2 separate regions of the Homo sapiens genome follow, and region 2 is linked to region 1. A link is a loop called in an ENCODE intact Hi-C map of the cell type or tissue named here. Cell type or tissue: B cell. All regions are shown on one strand.

The links. A loop is a pair of places that touch in the nucleus more often than their neighbours do. Peaks named below come from ENCODE experiments on the same cell type or tissue, not always from the same donor. Only the 100,000 strongest peaks of a DNase experiment are listed, where the experiment ranks them.
Region 2: a loop joins it to region 1, with 5 times the contacts of the local background. A loop is called at or near these places in 2 of 110 quality-filtered maps.

Annotation. Positions count from the first base shown.
Region 1 is chr3:43,889,651-43,897,650 of GRCh38, forward strand. All of the region lies in intron 1 of LOC107986081 (a long non-coding RNA gene), which reads right to left. Among named protein-coding and RNA genes, the nearest start is that of ABHD5, 200 kb to the left of the region's middle. In B cell, no CTCF peak of the experiment used is centred here; DNase peaks (open chromatin) are centred at 3,091 and 4,711; H3K4me3 peaks cover 2,138 bases; H3K27me3 peaks cover 675 bases.
Region 2 is chr3:44,042,227-44,050,226 of GRCh38, forward strand. All of the region lies in intron 2 of LOC124909489 (a long non-coding RNA gene), which reads left to right. Among named protein-coding and RNA genes, the nearest start is that of MIR138-1, 68 kb to the right of the region's middle. RefSeq lists an enhancer at 3,757-3,996. In B cell, no CTCF peak of the experiment used is centred here; DNase peaks (open chromatin) are centred at 725 and 3,825; H3K4me3 peaks cover 479 bases; H3K27ac peaks cover 2,659 bases.

The DNA.
Region 1 (8,000 bases):
CTGAGGATGATCAGGCAGGGGACCTGCTGCTGTTCCTTTGGAAGATTCCGCCAAAATTCAGTATTTCTGCTCTTTCCTCTGGTTTCTGGCCTGGGGAATCTAATGCATTCTGGGAGCCTACTGGGGAAATAGGACTGAAGTGGGGGTAAAGCTGCAAAATTTCGTTTAACCTTGTTTCTGTCCAGGGCCTCACCTCTACCCCAGCTGTGCCTGGCAACTCTGGGTTGGAAGCCAGCCTGGATCAGTTTCTTCGGAGGGTAAAACTTCAGGCTTCTGCTGGGGCAAGGAAGGCCTTGAGCTCAGGTTGTGTTGGGCAGGGATTTAACGACTCTTCACACAGACGTATCAAACCTTCTTCCTTCAGCTCCTCCAATTACCCCAACTTTCAGAGGTTCCTGGTCCTTCAATTCTTGAGTGTTTATAAGTGTCTGCAGCATGAATGGACTTGTTTCTTGTTGCCATTCCCATCTGCAGGCTTCCGACAGCGGAGAAAGTTGAGTGTTAATTAGGTTTTATTCCTTCTGTTAGTCCTCATGGTGCATATATTCTTATTACTTGAATACAAGTCCTGGTAAGTAGGTTCCCTGCATTCTGTTGGACCTGTTCTCACAACCCTAGGATGTAGGTACTATTATTAACCCCAAGTAGAGAGGAGGAAATGGAGTTTGAAAGTGGTAGGTAATCTATGTTAGGGCACACTGCCGTGGTTTGAACCCAGGGAGCTTGACCACCCTTTCCCTGACCACCATGTTAGGCAGTCTCATGGGGTTGCAAAACCAGAAGATGGGGGTCAAGGTGCTAGAGAAGAGTGATCCTGGAAGCTCCTCTGATTGTCTGCTATTGGCTTAAATCCTCTATTGAGTCTCATGGTGAAAATTTGTTACACAGAAGTTTTTGAGAACGCAGAGCACTACTATTGTAGGCGAGCTTTGATTCCCAAGCAGCACAGACTTTGTGGCCAGGCCAGGCACCTCACAAGGTGTCTGAGCTTAGACATGACCTGAAGAAGAAAGCGTTCTGAAATCAGGGGTTTTCAAATATACCACATATTAGAATCACCTGGGGAGCCTTTCACAATCCAGATGTTTGGGAGCCCTGCCTCCCCAAATCAATTAAATTAGAATCCTTAGGAATGGGACTTTGGAATCTATATTTTGTAAAGCTTCCCAAGTGATTCCAATGTGCAGCCAAGTTTAGAACCGGGACTGCAGACCAGCAGTTTGCAAACTGTAATACGCACCTGAATTATCTGAGAATCTTGTTGCAATGCAGATTCTGATTCACTAGGTACTATGGTCTGAATGTTGATGTCCTCCCAAAAGTCACATATTGGAACTTAGTCTCCAATGTTATGGTATTGAGAGGTGGGGCCTTCAGGAGGTGATTTGGTCAAGAGGATAGGGCCCTCATGAATGGGATTAGTGCCCTTATAAAAGAGGCTTGAGGGAGCCCTTTGCCTCTTCCACCACGTGAGGACACAGCAAGAAGGTACCGTCCATGAGGAATGGGCCCTCACTGAACGAGACACTGAATTTGCCAGCACCTTGATCTTGGACTTTCCGGCCTCCAGGACCGTCAGCAATAAGTTTCTGTTGTTTATAAATTACCTAGTGTAAGGTATTTTGTTATAACAGCCTGAACAGACTAAGTCACTAGGTCTATCCAGCTCCCAGGTGATGCTGCAGGTCCACGACCGCACTGCAGATAAAACGGGCAGGAAGTTATTTCCTCGGAGGCAGCATCTAAGGTTGGCATTGAGGTGTGAATTTCAAGTTAACGGTTAAATTTTTTTTTTCATAATTACTATAAAAATTCATGTATTGCAAAAAGGGATATAAATTCTATAACAGAGTTCATCTAAAAAATGTAAGGAGAATATTCATTAGCAAAGGCTTTATGCTTTTAAAAAGTAGATGTTACTGAAGATTTCATAAGAGAGGTGATGCTGGTTTCCACCTCACGTTAAGTTTATAACCCAAACAACCAGCTGAGAGCCCCAGGCATCCCCAGCCTCAGGACATCCAGGGGCCACTGCACCTCTCTGTGGCTTTATGTCCACTCAGCTCTTCCAGCCACTTTTTCCTGCTGAGTCCCCTTCAAGAGCAACACAAAATACCTCCCCTTGAATAAAAAAAGAATAACCTACTCTCTCCCTTAGAAGCACCACCTTGATGTTCCAAACACAGATCAATGCCTGTTCTCAAACAAAAGCAGTACTGTTTCTTAAAGGAACTGTGATAAGTTAAATATTCCTACTTCATTAGACCATGAGAAGAAATCTAGGTTTACAAAAATAATTACGTTTTTGTGTGTTTCTATATGATGGCTAAAGAATTCTAGATGGACCCCAAGGGGTCCAAACATTCAGGGAATTTCTAGGGCTATAAAATAACCTGTATTTATTTATCTCACTTTTCTCCCATCCCCGCCTGGCTTCTCAAATTCTCTTTGCTTTTCTCCACCAGCAGACACGGGTATCACATATCAGAGAGAAAGAATAGTTCCAGAGGAAATCTGTATTGTCCTTATTTCATAAATTGGGTTTAATAATTCATCTAAAAGAGAATTTTTAGCAACACGGTTTGCATAGAAAAAGAGAACATGCCTTCCCTAAATAGACATCTGTTACTCTTGCTGCAACGCTGAGTGGGGAGAAAAAAGGCCAGTCGGGTCCAAGTGCATCTTTCAGATTCACTAAGGACATCATGGTCTCCAGTCCCTTAGGCAAAAGTGATTTTAGAGCACGCTGTGCAAGGAAAGGAATTTAAACCACACCTGAAAAGTCTCCTCTTTGTCACTGCAGAAATTTACCTAGAGGTCATTGTGACAAACATGCCTATTCCTAAAACATCTGCAGATTATATGTCCGTTCATTTCCTGGTCATAAAATGCCACCTGCCTAGACCCCCCACTGTTGCCTCAAATATCAAACCAATGTTGTCTTGTGGGGCAGACGGTGGCAGGTTTGGGGTCTGCAGGTCTCCACATGCACACACAAAGCTGTTTAGAACGTCAAGAAAATCAGTCATTCACACAGCTGCGCTGCTCATGCGTGACAGGCTGACTTTAAATATTTGTCACTCCAACTAGCTGACATAGGGGGAGGGGAAGCTGGTAGAATGAAAGGGGAAGAAAATTAACAGAAACCCTAATTGCCCAGGTTTGCTGCCTTGAATATTTCTGCAGTAGCTCTGCGGCAAGCAGCACCATCAACGTTTTCAGACCTGACAATGGGAAAGTTGCCACGGAGTCAAAGACCCAGCCAAAGAGGCAATTAATACCTCCTTTTTTATTTTAGAGACATCATCTATCTCTCTGCCCTGAAAAAAAAAAATGGCTTGAGAATTCTTTCCTAGTTCCTTTTTCCAAAGTGCCCTTATTTTACCACGTCCTTTGCTGAGTCTTGTGCAGTCCTGGGAGCATCTGAATAAACTGAATTTCCCAAATGTTTCAAGTATCTGCAATCATATAAAGTCTTTCTCTTGAAACTTGGCACAGTCTAATGAAATAACTGAGGTATTTTTTTTGAAGGCTGTATTTTGTTTATTAAGAAAGATTGCCTGGAGCAATAACACCCAGAATTGAGAAAGAAAACGGGCACACTTATTCTACTTGGAGGTGAGTGTACTGAGCCCACCCTTCTAGATAATAGTTTGACCCCTTTAAAAGTGTGATGATCTTTGACCTGGCAATCCCATTTGTCCCAAGGAAATAGTGTGTATAAAAAATTGCTGCATTCTGGTGTCCATCATTTATAATAGCAAAAGTTGGGGAGCAACTGAAAAGTCAAAAAATAAGGCTAGTGACAAGTTAAGTCATGGCAAATTTGTATAATGAAATACGGTGTAGTCATTAAAAACATTTGTAGTAGAATATTTGATATGGGGAAATGTTCGTGATGCATTATTAAATATAAAAATTATAAAACACCATGTACATTATGATACTGTTTTAAATTTCTTTTAATCAATTTTGTGATAGTATATGCTTAGAAAAAAATCACTAGATTTTCAACAACGTATAGTATTATGGGGTGGAGAGCTGAGATTATGGGGAACTTTTAGTTTCTTCTTTGTCCTTTCCTGTATTTTCCTACTATAATGCATCACTTAAAGTCAGGGAAAAAAAATCAGAAGTGTGATCAAAGCTTATGTTTTGTCACATTTAAAAGATGCTACGAATCAGTTTAACATGCCAGTGCCCTTTATTTGATAAAGTACCATGTGTGAGATCCCACTTTGCCACGCCAAAGTCAATGACTCTGATGTTTTCCGTGCCGCTGAGTCACACGGTAGGCTACCTCTGGGTTTTCGATGAACTGAACTGTTATTTCAGAGGGAGGGAGGCGAAAAGGATTCATTATTCAATGCGTTTCAAACCGGAGTCCAGGGGGGCGGGGGGGGGCGGGCCTGCGTTTAAAAAATAACGCGTAATGGAGTTAAGATGCAGATTCTGGAGCCAGACTGTCTGAGTTCAAAGGCTCCTAATAGCTGGGCTCCTTAACCTCTCTGTGCCTCACTTCCTCGTCCGGAAATTGAAGCTAATAAGAGCACTGACTTCCCTGGGCGGCGGTTGAAGGCTACCTGTGTGGATCTGGGCACAGCGAAGAGCGGAGCCTTAACAGGGTGAGCACGCCGGTTGCGCGCTCTCCAGAGCAGCCCAGCATCTCCCGCCAGCCTCGCTGCCCGCTCCGCCCCGGCGCAGGGGCCCCAAGCCCACAGGCAACGCCAGCGCGCTCCCAACCGCTGGAGACAGAAACAATGTGCGCGCGCACACGGCCCACGTGCACGCGCGCACGCCCACGCGGCATACAGGCGCGCACGTGCACACGCGCGCCTGCACAGCTCTGCGGCTCTGCTCCGGCCCCACAGGCCCATCTTAAAGTGTTTCGTGCTCTAACTTACCAAACACGTGGCAGCCGGCAGAACGAAAAGGAAAATAAATGAACTGCGACGAAATAAAGCAGGCCTTTCCGCAGTCGGCCACGTCCAACAGCCACTTGGTTCCTAGCGCTTTCTCGTTACCCGGCTTGGGCAAAGCCAGGGAAGAAGGGGATAGGACATAGGGATGGGTTAACAAAGCGGGAGCAACAGACCAAAGTAACCTCCTTGTATTGCCCCCCACCCCTCATCCCCTGGGGACACCGGCCTGGCTCCCGTGGGACCAGCATCGCCATCCCTGTCCCCTGTACGAGACTCTCCGCTGGGCCGAGGGCCGGGCTTGTGTTTGGGAAGGTGGGTGCCAGGGCCCGTGCTCAGCGACCTTCCAGAGCAACTGCATCAAATGATGCTGGCTTTCTTCCCAGCCAGTCCCCAGCCACACCCATAGGGGACAGCAGTGGCAGCCCGGGACTCTATTTCCTGCCTACCCCTGGACAGGAAAGCCACCCGCAGGCGCCTTCACCTTGGTCCACGTCTCACTCGGATGATTCAACAAGGCTCTTTGGGAAAAAAAATTGAATTCGCCATTGAGAACACACATAAGAAACCAATAATCATTTTTGGTTTTTATGATGGAAACAGGCACAAAAATCACAATTTTATATAGGTTCAAGACTGCTTCCTCTCAGCAGCCCAGAGCTCTTTAAAGTAAAAATAAAAATAATCTTTCAGGTTTTTTTCTTGTGTATCTTATGGAATGTATATTAAAGTCCTGAATGCTAAAACTCCATTGAAATTTTATTTGGTTGGTGCAAAAGTAATTGCAGTTTTTGCCTTTTTTTAAAAAATTAAATTACTTCTGCACCAACCTAAGTAGTCTTCATTATCAAGTGAATTTCACCAACTGAACAGACTTTGAAAGAAATAGACACAAAAGGAAAAATCAGCAAACACGAATATTAAAAGTCTACTATTTAGTAGCTACTGATCCTGTTTGAAATCAATTCCTCTCTTTTTCTTCATACTGTCTCCTGGCCTCCCATATACTAGAGTTTTATAGACAACGTGGTCGCCCTCTGGAGCTGATTTGACCCCACTCCTCTTTTGGCAAAATTTTTATTTGCATTTCCCTTGTGCTCCCAACAGGTCTGTATATTAACAACATGCCTCGTTTTTGGCACAACAGCCTCATTAATTATGTCAGCAAAGAGCTGGCACTAGGGCTCCTCAGTGCCTGGTAATTCCCATTTCCTCACTGCTGGCTTTGCTGCCTCTGAACCACCAACCATCAGCAGCCCTCATTTTCCCTCTGCCTTCCCAGCCCCCTTCCTCACCTCCATTCTCCACGCCCCTCTTCCTTGCCCACTTCCCAATACTGCAAAGAACAGAACATGAGGTCCCAGAAGAATGACCCAGCAGAACTCTACTGGTTTTATTAATATGATTATTACTTGGCCTGAAAGTGGTAGATTTCCTGGATCCATATCCCAAGTCCTTCTGGCCCTCTTTGATAAGCTTTTAATGTTGATGATGATAACAATGGTTATCATTTATTGAGTCTTTACTATGCACCAGCCCCTGTGCTTAAAAAAAAAGATTACCTCCTGTAATCCCTAAAACAGCTCTAGAGACAGCTAGCATCATTAATACCATTTGACAGATTAGAAAACTGAGGCTCAGAGACTTAAGGTCACAGGACCAGAACTGGAAGGGCTAAGGTTGGACTTAAATGTGTCTACTGTCACCACTGCACGTCAGGACATTAGGTGGTCTCTTCTCTCACAACATGAAGCAATGCTAGCAAAAAGTGGCTAGGCGCTCAAGAGGTGTGAAACTTGGAAGTTACTCTAAAATGTTAAATGGCAGATAGTGCAGTGGCCTTACAAAATATCAGAAAAGCCATCTTTAAGAGTGTCAGTTTGTCAAAACAAATTATTGTCAAAACAAGCACAACAAGGAAAAACTGATTATGTTTTGTTTTGCTTTGTTTTCAGTTTCTCAAGCTTGCAGTAAAATGCTGAGATTCTGGCCAGTAATTTCCCCTTCAGACCTAACCTGCCTTGCCCAATGACTAGGTAAGTAGGACACAAGCAGTTGTATTCTCATATATTACACCTAATTTTACACCATTGGCCAGACTACCACTTTCCCTTCCCAACTGCATTTGGTATCTGGGTCGACATCCCAGGGAAAGACTTTTAAAGAACTCAAGGCTCACCTCCCACCCCCGAAGACCTGCAGTGGCTGCCATATGGAAACAACTCCGTGGTCATTAGGAGTCCCTTGACTAATATGAGTTCTCAGCCATTTTTCAAAACATTTTAAAGTGTTGATTTTATACCAGGCACTAGACCCAGGCACTGTGGATAAATAAGTGTGGTCTGTATTCTAATTTCACTTAAAAATTAATGTTTTAAAATACATTTGAACAGCTGACTCATGGGACAGAGAGAAACCAGGGATGCAGGACAATTCATATCACGTTTAAGAAAGCTAATAGCAGAAAGGATCCAAATGCATTCTGAAAAAAGAAGAGACATTAAGGACCGGATTTTTTCATTGTTTACCAAAAATGAAGAGATCTTCTCAGGAATGCATAGGACAGGTTTCTTGTCCATGCCACAGGGCAAGGCAAATGGTTTATCATAGCAGCTAAATTACATTATTTTCAAAAGTTACCAAAAGAGTACATGCTTGATATGAAAAATTCAAGCCCTATAGAAACATTAAAAGGTAGTAGCCCTTTTACAGTATTAAAAGCAATAGCCCTTTCACAGTCTCCCCGGCTACAATTTCATTCTAGGGATAACTACTGTGAACAGTTTAGTGTTGAATCAAAGGAGTCTAGGCTTCTTTCCTGAATACGACAGAAAAAAAATATCCTAAGGAACATGACCCAGAGGAAAACTGAGTTCACAGAACTTATGGAGTCTCAGCTACTGGGTTTCAAGATCCTTACTAGTGGGGTAGCTTATTCATGCCTGATCCTTGACTTCTGTTATCTGCATCGTAAAAAAAAAAAAAAAAAAAAAAAAAAAAAAGCCTAAGATGGATAACATTTGCATGTGATTATCCAGGACTCAATGACAGTCAACAGGCAAACTACCATTCCATCCTCTG
Region 2 (8,000 bases), 150 kb after region 1:
TAGGTCCTTGGGAGAAGCTGTAGGTGAAGATCGGGTGAGTTGTGTAGGGGGTAGGGATGGATACATAAGAAAGCTAGCTTTCTGTTAGAGGAGAGGGGAAATGGATGCTGAGTAGGAAACCAACCCAACAGTGTCTACCAAAGGAAAGACTGTCAGAGGTGAGATCCAAGTGTAAGGGACTGTGTGTTTTAAGTGGAAACCTATGTCATCAGATTGCTTTTTAAATAATTGAATGAATTTACATTTCCACCCGTGATGTTGAGCCATACCCAGCCTGACCCACCAGCAGTGGGATTTCTCACCTATCAGATTGGTAAAAATTAAAAAGAGTGACAGCGATAGCATATCGTTGCTGTGACTTGCGTTTCCCTGACAACCCCTAAGGTTGGGCATCCTTCCTTGTGTTTGTTGGCCATTTGAATGTGCTCTTCTGTGGACTATCAATTCATGAATCTTGCCAAAACAAGAATTCTTGTCAAGCTTTTAGACTGCATAGGATTTGAATATGTTTTAAAGGCATTCTCTGAGCTGGGAGGTGAAAAGTGATTATCCATATCTGGAAGCAGCTTGGTGTGTTGGTAAAAAGAATTATTCAACAACCAAGATACCCAAGATTCTTATCCTCGGTACTCTGCCCTGGTCACTTGTCACATTAGGGAACCGAGGCCCAAAGAAGGAAGGCATTTTACATATGCCTATATGTAAAATGAAAGGGCTGCACCGTTATTTGTAAGGGGCTTTCCAGCTGTGGTACTTCGTGCTACTGCTTTGGACAGGATTGCAGAACTCTGTCTGCCCTTGACTCTCTGGAAGTTCAAGTCTTCCCCTCCTACCTTGTAGTGATCCCTCACTGAATAAGGTGATCTCTGTGACTGGAGCCCACCATTCTGGGCAAACTGGAGTCCTTGACTCAATCTGTAGTGCTCAACTGGGTTTTTGTTCCATCTTGGATTTCTTAGTCAGGAAAAAAAGCTTTTGTCCATTTCAGCCTCCTCTCCTTGCTCCAAGTTGTTCCATGTAGGGTACAGGTGGGAGATTCTGGTTCTGGAGGTAGAAGAGAACTTTATTTATATTTTCAAAGTAGCCGTATAAAAGCAAAGCCTGACTTTAGGGCCAGTGTTTGATGTCAAAGCAGCAAGGCAACAAACTTTCATTAAGTTACCTCCAATGTTTACTTGCGAATTTTGGAAGAAGCCTGCCAGTGTTTGAGGATTGTAAAAATCCACTTGACATCATCTTCATTGACATCTGGACGGGCAAAACGCAGGTTATGAAAGTCAGCTGGCTGGCACATGCAGGGTGAGTGTTTGGGGCTGGATATGATGAGGGGATTTCGCTGGGTTAGGAAGCTAACTCTGGTGCTTCTGAGTACCTAGAAGCGGGCAGTAGAGAGCAGAGCACCAGCTGTCCTCTTCTCCCCACGTGGCTATGTGTCCAGGGCACATTAAATGATGGGCCAGTCCTACCAAGGGTAACTCCTACCTTCTTGCCTCCCACAGCCGCTAGACACAGCCCTGCTTTTGGTATAGGGACTTCATGGAGTTGAGCCCTTTCTGCAGCATGGAGAAAACCTTCCTCAGAGTTCCTACCTGTTACTTTCCTACAGACTAGAACATGCAGAGAATTCCAGTAATTTCCAACCCATAAACCTCACCACCCTGTAGCCAACATGCAAACCTCCCTTCTTAGTGTCACCGAAGCATGCCACTCAGAATGGCAGATGGCAGGTCATTCCAACCAATAGGCGTGGGTTTCTGGGCCAGAAACTCTGAGGAATATGCTGCCTTTTCCTTAATGGCTATAAGGACAGGGGAAACCAGAGAAGTCGTTTTTGTGGTATTTCATGAGCATGCACGGTGCTGTTATTTTCCTGGTTTTAACATAATAGGACTTGTTGCTTTATGTTTTCATATATTCTTCTTGAGAAATCAAAGTCATTCTTTGTATACAGTGGTTTCCATTGAAACATTATCCAGCACACATTTCTAGACATCTGTAGTCAGTTTCTCAAGGTAGTGTTCAGTTATGATACCCATAAAAAGTGAGACCCCTTTAACTTGGTTCTCTCCAAAGCTTAAACTCATATTGTTCACTATAACAGATGTCCACAGAGTGTGCACCATGTCCAGATAGCTGTGCTCAGCACTGGATTAATTCTGATCAATTAAAAGGTGATTCTGCCCCATTATTAATGATTTAGAATTTGATATCTTCATATAGAAGAACAAAGATTATATTTTAACCTATCTTAGCAGATACATTATTTTTGGGTATTTTCTTTTTTCACATTGGTAATCTTTTTTTTTCTTTTCAAATCCAGTCATGCTTTAAAAAAGTAAGGAAGGAGGCCAGGAGCAGTGGCTCACGCCTGTAATCCCAACACTTTGGGAGGCCAAGGTGGGCGGATCACCTGTTAGGTCAGGAGATTGAGACCATCCTGGCTAACACGGTGAAGCCCCGTCTCTACTGAAACCCCGTCTCTACTAAAAATACAAAAAATTAGCTGGGCGTGGTGGTGGGTACCTGTAGTCCCAGCTGCTCTGGAGGCTGAGGCAGGAGAACGGCGTGAACCCAGGAGGCGGAGCTTGCAGTGACCTGAGATCTGGCCACTGCACTCCAGCCTGGGCGACAGAGCGAGACTCCATCTCAAAAAAAAAAAAAAGTAAGGAAGGAGACTCTGTGTCCTACTTAAAACCACCTCTAGTTTCCTCACTGCCTGCAGGGTAGAATGAAAATGCCTTAGCTTGCGTGGTGCTTCCCAGGCAGGCAACCTTTTCCTTTGGGCCTAAGCACTTTGGACTTGTCACCCTTCCCAGTCACACTGTGCTTCTGTGCACCCCACGAGCTGATTGCTGTGCTGGGAATGGCCCTCCAGCCCCAGCTGCACAGGCTGACCAGTTCCCTCACCCATCACTACCTGGCCCCAAGGGCCAGGCCCCCACCGAAACCTTTCTGCACCCATGTTAAGCATTCCTCCACAACCTCCTGCAACGTGTTCAGACCCTCGTGAGAGCACCCTAGGTTGATGTTCTCTGCTCACCTTCTTTTTTTCTCACTGGTCTGTGAGCTCTTTGAAGTTAGAAGGCATCATTACTTTCATCTGTCTTTCCAGCATCTAGTAAAAATAAATAAATAAATAAAGCCTCTAAAACAAACCACTAGAACATATAGGCTTACGTCTGTACCTCAATAATGAACTCCAGGCTATCAAGTGATCATTCGTTTGCTCATTCATTCTTCAGCAGAGGGACTGTGTTCTTGCTTTCTGCTAGCACTGGATGTTAGATGAGGTGCTGGGAACCCCAGACACTCTTAGAGCTTCTACTTGGCAAAGATGGAATTGAAGGTTAACAGACATTTTATGAGACTTGGTTTTGGAGTCACATTAGTTTAGGGTTGATTATTTTTTAAACTTCTAATCTCCCCAGAATTGAACTTAATGAGCTATCCCCTGTCACTCAGAACTTGTTTGGAGGAACTAGAAAACCATGCAGATTCTCAGCATTTTTTATTCACGATTTTAAAGGCAAATCTGGATGTGGCATTACACCGAGGTGTTTTTAGCTTTCCTGAATGTCCTAATTGACATCAAATTTTTATGAAAACATTCCAAAACCTATGATTATTATTACTCTGACCACTGTTTATATTTGAGTGCTGAGCAGAAAAAGAAGAATCACCAAAGCTTTTCTATTTAGTCATCTTCTAGACAAACCATATGAAAAAATAGGGAAGTGCTTCATTCGCAGAGGTTCCTTGGCCCTCAGCCAACTGTGAAGTCCCCAGTCACAGCCACCCTGAGCCTCTCTGTGGGAAGGGACTTTCAGCCCAGGAAAGAATGAGTTCCTGCTGGTGACCTGCCAGGTGCAGATGGTTGAGTCCACTGTACACATCTGGTTGGGGGTTTCCAAGGTGCTGGCTGGTGGAGCCCTTATGCATGCGAGGGGGTGAATGGTGGAGATTTCTGGATCCCTGCCCAGGAAGCCTCCCAGGTAGCAAATTAACATCAGCCATATTATGCTGGCCACTTTTTTCTCTCTGGTGTTTAAACTCTAGATCTCCAAAGTCAGGCACACACAAGATAACCCAGTGTGGTACAGGAAAAATACAGACCATTGGACTAGAACAGTTCCATTCTCATACATTTGATAATGGACTTAACATGTAAGTATACATGCACCCACTTTATGAATAAATATGCGTAAGTCTGTGTTATGATTAGTCTCTTTTACCATTGAGGTCATGTGCTCAAACAAGTTTAGAGACTCCTTTGTTAGCCAGTCACCATTAATATAGAACAGAAAAGATTAATTTTTGGTGGAATGGATGAAAATATTAAGAGGTTTCAAACTAAGTATCAATTTTATAATCAATTGTAGAGATTCCTTTGTTAGCCAGTCACCATTAATATAGAACAGAGAAGATTAATTTTTGGTGGAATGGATGAAAATGTTAAGAGGGCTTCAAACTAAGTATCAATTTTACAATCAAGTATGATAATCTTCCTTGCAGCATTGTATGGTATGTTGGTGTGAACTTGGTAGCCCTTGGGTTATTTCCTGCAGAAGTCTAAGGGTGTGAGATGTAACATTTTCCGTATATTGTTAGCCTCTGTATGTGCATAATAGAGTGAAGAACTTCCTGAAGGGGGTACAACACAGCTAGTGTTATCATTCTATATCCAAAAATGGCAGAGGGAGAAAGTCAAAGGGACCACCATTAATATTTTGCTGTTTCAGTATTCTTTCTATAAGTATTTGCATACATTTTTGGTTTACTAAATTATGATTATGTTGAACAGTGTTTTATAATCCAGTTTTTTTCACTGTGTATTTTTCCTTGTCAAAGGGTGAGAATAAGACAATAGATTCATGATTGTGAAGGTCATTTTCGGTGGTTCGACCTCTTAGTTCTGAGACTCAGCCCCTGGAAAGTCTGCCCTTGTTGCTTGCACTTGCTTTGTAAATCCAAAAACCCAACTGCTTTGCAGGCAGAACTACAGCCTCCACATGCACCATGATTCAGGTAGACCAGGAGTGCCTTCTCCTTTCTGTACTAAAAACACCTGAGAAAACCATATTGAGAGGAGAAGGCTTTGAAAGATGCATAGACTTGACCTGAACCTGGAAGTCCTCCCAGCCAGGTGGGACCTTAGGATCCCCAGGCTGAGCTGTAACCAGCTGTGCCAAGCAATGACCTACTTCTTCCAGTTCCAAGTTCTCCATCAAAAGAATTCTGACTGCTTCAGAGAAAATTCTTGTCCCTCTACCCCCACCACAGACATAGGCACTAGGTAATATTGACATGTGAAATAAACTTCCATGGGTATCCTTTGATTCCAACAAAACTAAGAACAAACATCTTGGATATGAAAATAAAGCATGAAGGTACTTAGTAACTGCCACCAGTATTAATAGGACACGATTAATGGGAACCACTAAGGGCCATGGCATAGACAAAGTAGGCTGCCCACCATGAGCAGTTCCCTGGCAGTCACCAAAATTCACCCCCTTTCCCACTCCAGCAGGCTCGTCGGAATGCAAGGGATGTGATTATATGGGTAGACTTGGCAATGATATTTTTAGAAGCCAATCTTATTCTTAAAATTTTAACACGTTATTACCTCTTATTAGTTTCAAGTTACTGTGTGATACAGCACTGTGCCTAAAAAATCTGGCTGTGAATGATATCTTCTGATTACTGGTGTCCACTGCTGATTCTCTGTAACCAGTGAAACCTGCTCCATCTCCATAGGGGAGGGCTTAGGACCTGGAGAAACCTTGCTAGATTTCTGCAACCTAGCTGGGGTCCAAAAGTATTGTTAGCATCCACATTTTTTATATACCGTTCAGTTAACAGCATGGACATGTTTGTGGAAAGCTTCAGATGCCCATTCCTCTGTTAAGCATCAGGTTCCCCGGATCAAAGGGGTAGGAGGGTCTTATGCAGTCTTCAGAATGGTCTCTGGGTTCCACCTTTATTAACCAAGGGAGGCTTGTGGCGGGGGTCGAGGAGGTGAGCCAGCCACCACACAAGCAGTTTTAGACCCTGTGTGACTTCCTTAGTTATCTGTGGAATGCAGTTTGGCAGGAAGGTTCTGGCTTGCAAATAATTCAAGTTTTATCAGTCATCTCTAGTGGCCAGTCCCTCCATTTTAATCACTTTAGAGCAACCCAAGAGGTCTTTGGTGAATGGTCATTTCAGTTCTTTGTAAATACTTCTGAATTGGAACATTTCTGTATGAACAGCCCAGATAAACAAAGGGCCCAGTGTATTGGGTTTTGTTGGTATTTTTACCAAGTTTGTTGAGCCAGCCTTCTTCATACAAGTCCATTCTTGGAATTCTAAACATGACTAATGGCAGACTTCTGAATGCTACCTATAAGCACAAAGCTTTTGTAATTGACTTTCTTTAGCGGTGACCCTAGGCTTGTGGTCCAAAAGCTGTTGATGAGGAAATTGCTTTCTGGGTTTGGCCTGGGGGATTTTCCTTGTCACAGTAGGGTGTGCAGAAGTGAGTTGCTGCCTGAGATCAGTGTTAGGAGGTTTGAGGTTGCATCTGATTGATTAGTAATGTCTTCCATGGGCATAGGTGGGAGTGATGACCTGCTCTCAATCTGTCACCCCACAGGCAACCTACCAATATAAGGTCTTACCCCACCAACACTTGAAGCCAGCCACTGGGGACTTCACAGCACCTTGGTGAGGGGTCCTGTTAGTGAGGGACTTAACTGAGATTACCAAAAATGAACCTCTGACCTCTGAGCAATGTCTGGCCAAAGCATTTCTTCTTTCCCAAATGGAAGATGCCTTTTCTACCTTGGAGCCTGTTTGCCTGGGTTTTCAAGGTCATTTCAGTAGTGCAAAAACTCTGCAGTTCTGTGAAATGTCTTCCAGATCCAAGCACTGAGTTGATTGGTGTTCTGTAGGCAGAACTGTCGGGTTTGATCAGGGCTTCCCCCACAAACCTTTCTCCATCAAAGATAAGAACTTTAATACAGATTAAACCCCACAGCAGCAAATTCCAGGAGACTCTCTAGGTTCATCACTTGTATTAGAACATGATGGCATCAAAGTATTGACCGGGGCTTAGAGATGTTAAACAGAGATCTTCTGGTAATAGTTTTTATAAGAGGATTTGATTTGGGGATAAAATTGATGATTTTGGCCAACTTGTGTCTTTGCTCTAACTTCTTTAAAACTAGAGTAAATAAGTAGATATTTTTATTTTATTTCCTTGTAATAAATATTTTTACATATCATTATATAAAGTCCCTTTTGGCTCTTGTCAGATTTTTCCTGCTTTTAAAGGAATTTTATCTATAATTTTATTCAATGTTATTTTTCAGTCTTCACACTTTAAGGATGACTTAACTCTTACAGGTTGGAATGCTTAATCCAATTTCAAATATCAACTTTAGTCCACTCAGAAATCAACGTGTCATTCAACCACTGAGATTCACATGTGAAAATGTAAGAGCTAACGGTGGAAGGGCGTCTGTCTACATGTGCGCTCTGTGGACCACGCTAAGTGGAGATTACCGGAGTGTAGAGAAGAGAGCATTTGGTGGGGACATTGGCACCCTCTGGGCATTTTTACATTTCTGTGACATCCGCACTGCCGCATGTCACAGAGGGGCAGTCAGTCAGCACGAGGTGCTGCAGAACAGGCCATCCTGAGCAGAAAGCCAAAGTGGGCCCATTTGTTTCTTGGGACTTTCAAAGGGCACAGCCCCCACCTTTAGAAGTAAGTCGTTTGACTTGCTGGAACAATGGTGTGCAAAGAACCTCGCTGTTCAATCGGTGCAGTGCGATGCCAGGGGCTCAGCTGACTTAAGCACTGTTGAGCTGCAGCCCTGACACCACTGTCTGTCTTCTGTCCCTCTCTGCCGGCCTCTCCCCAAGCTGAGCGCAGTGTCCTGCACCTGGTGAGGCCTCAATACATTTTTGTTGAATTGAAATGGGTCCTTCATTGCTGGTCCTTATATCCCTACCCCGGG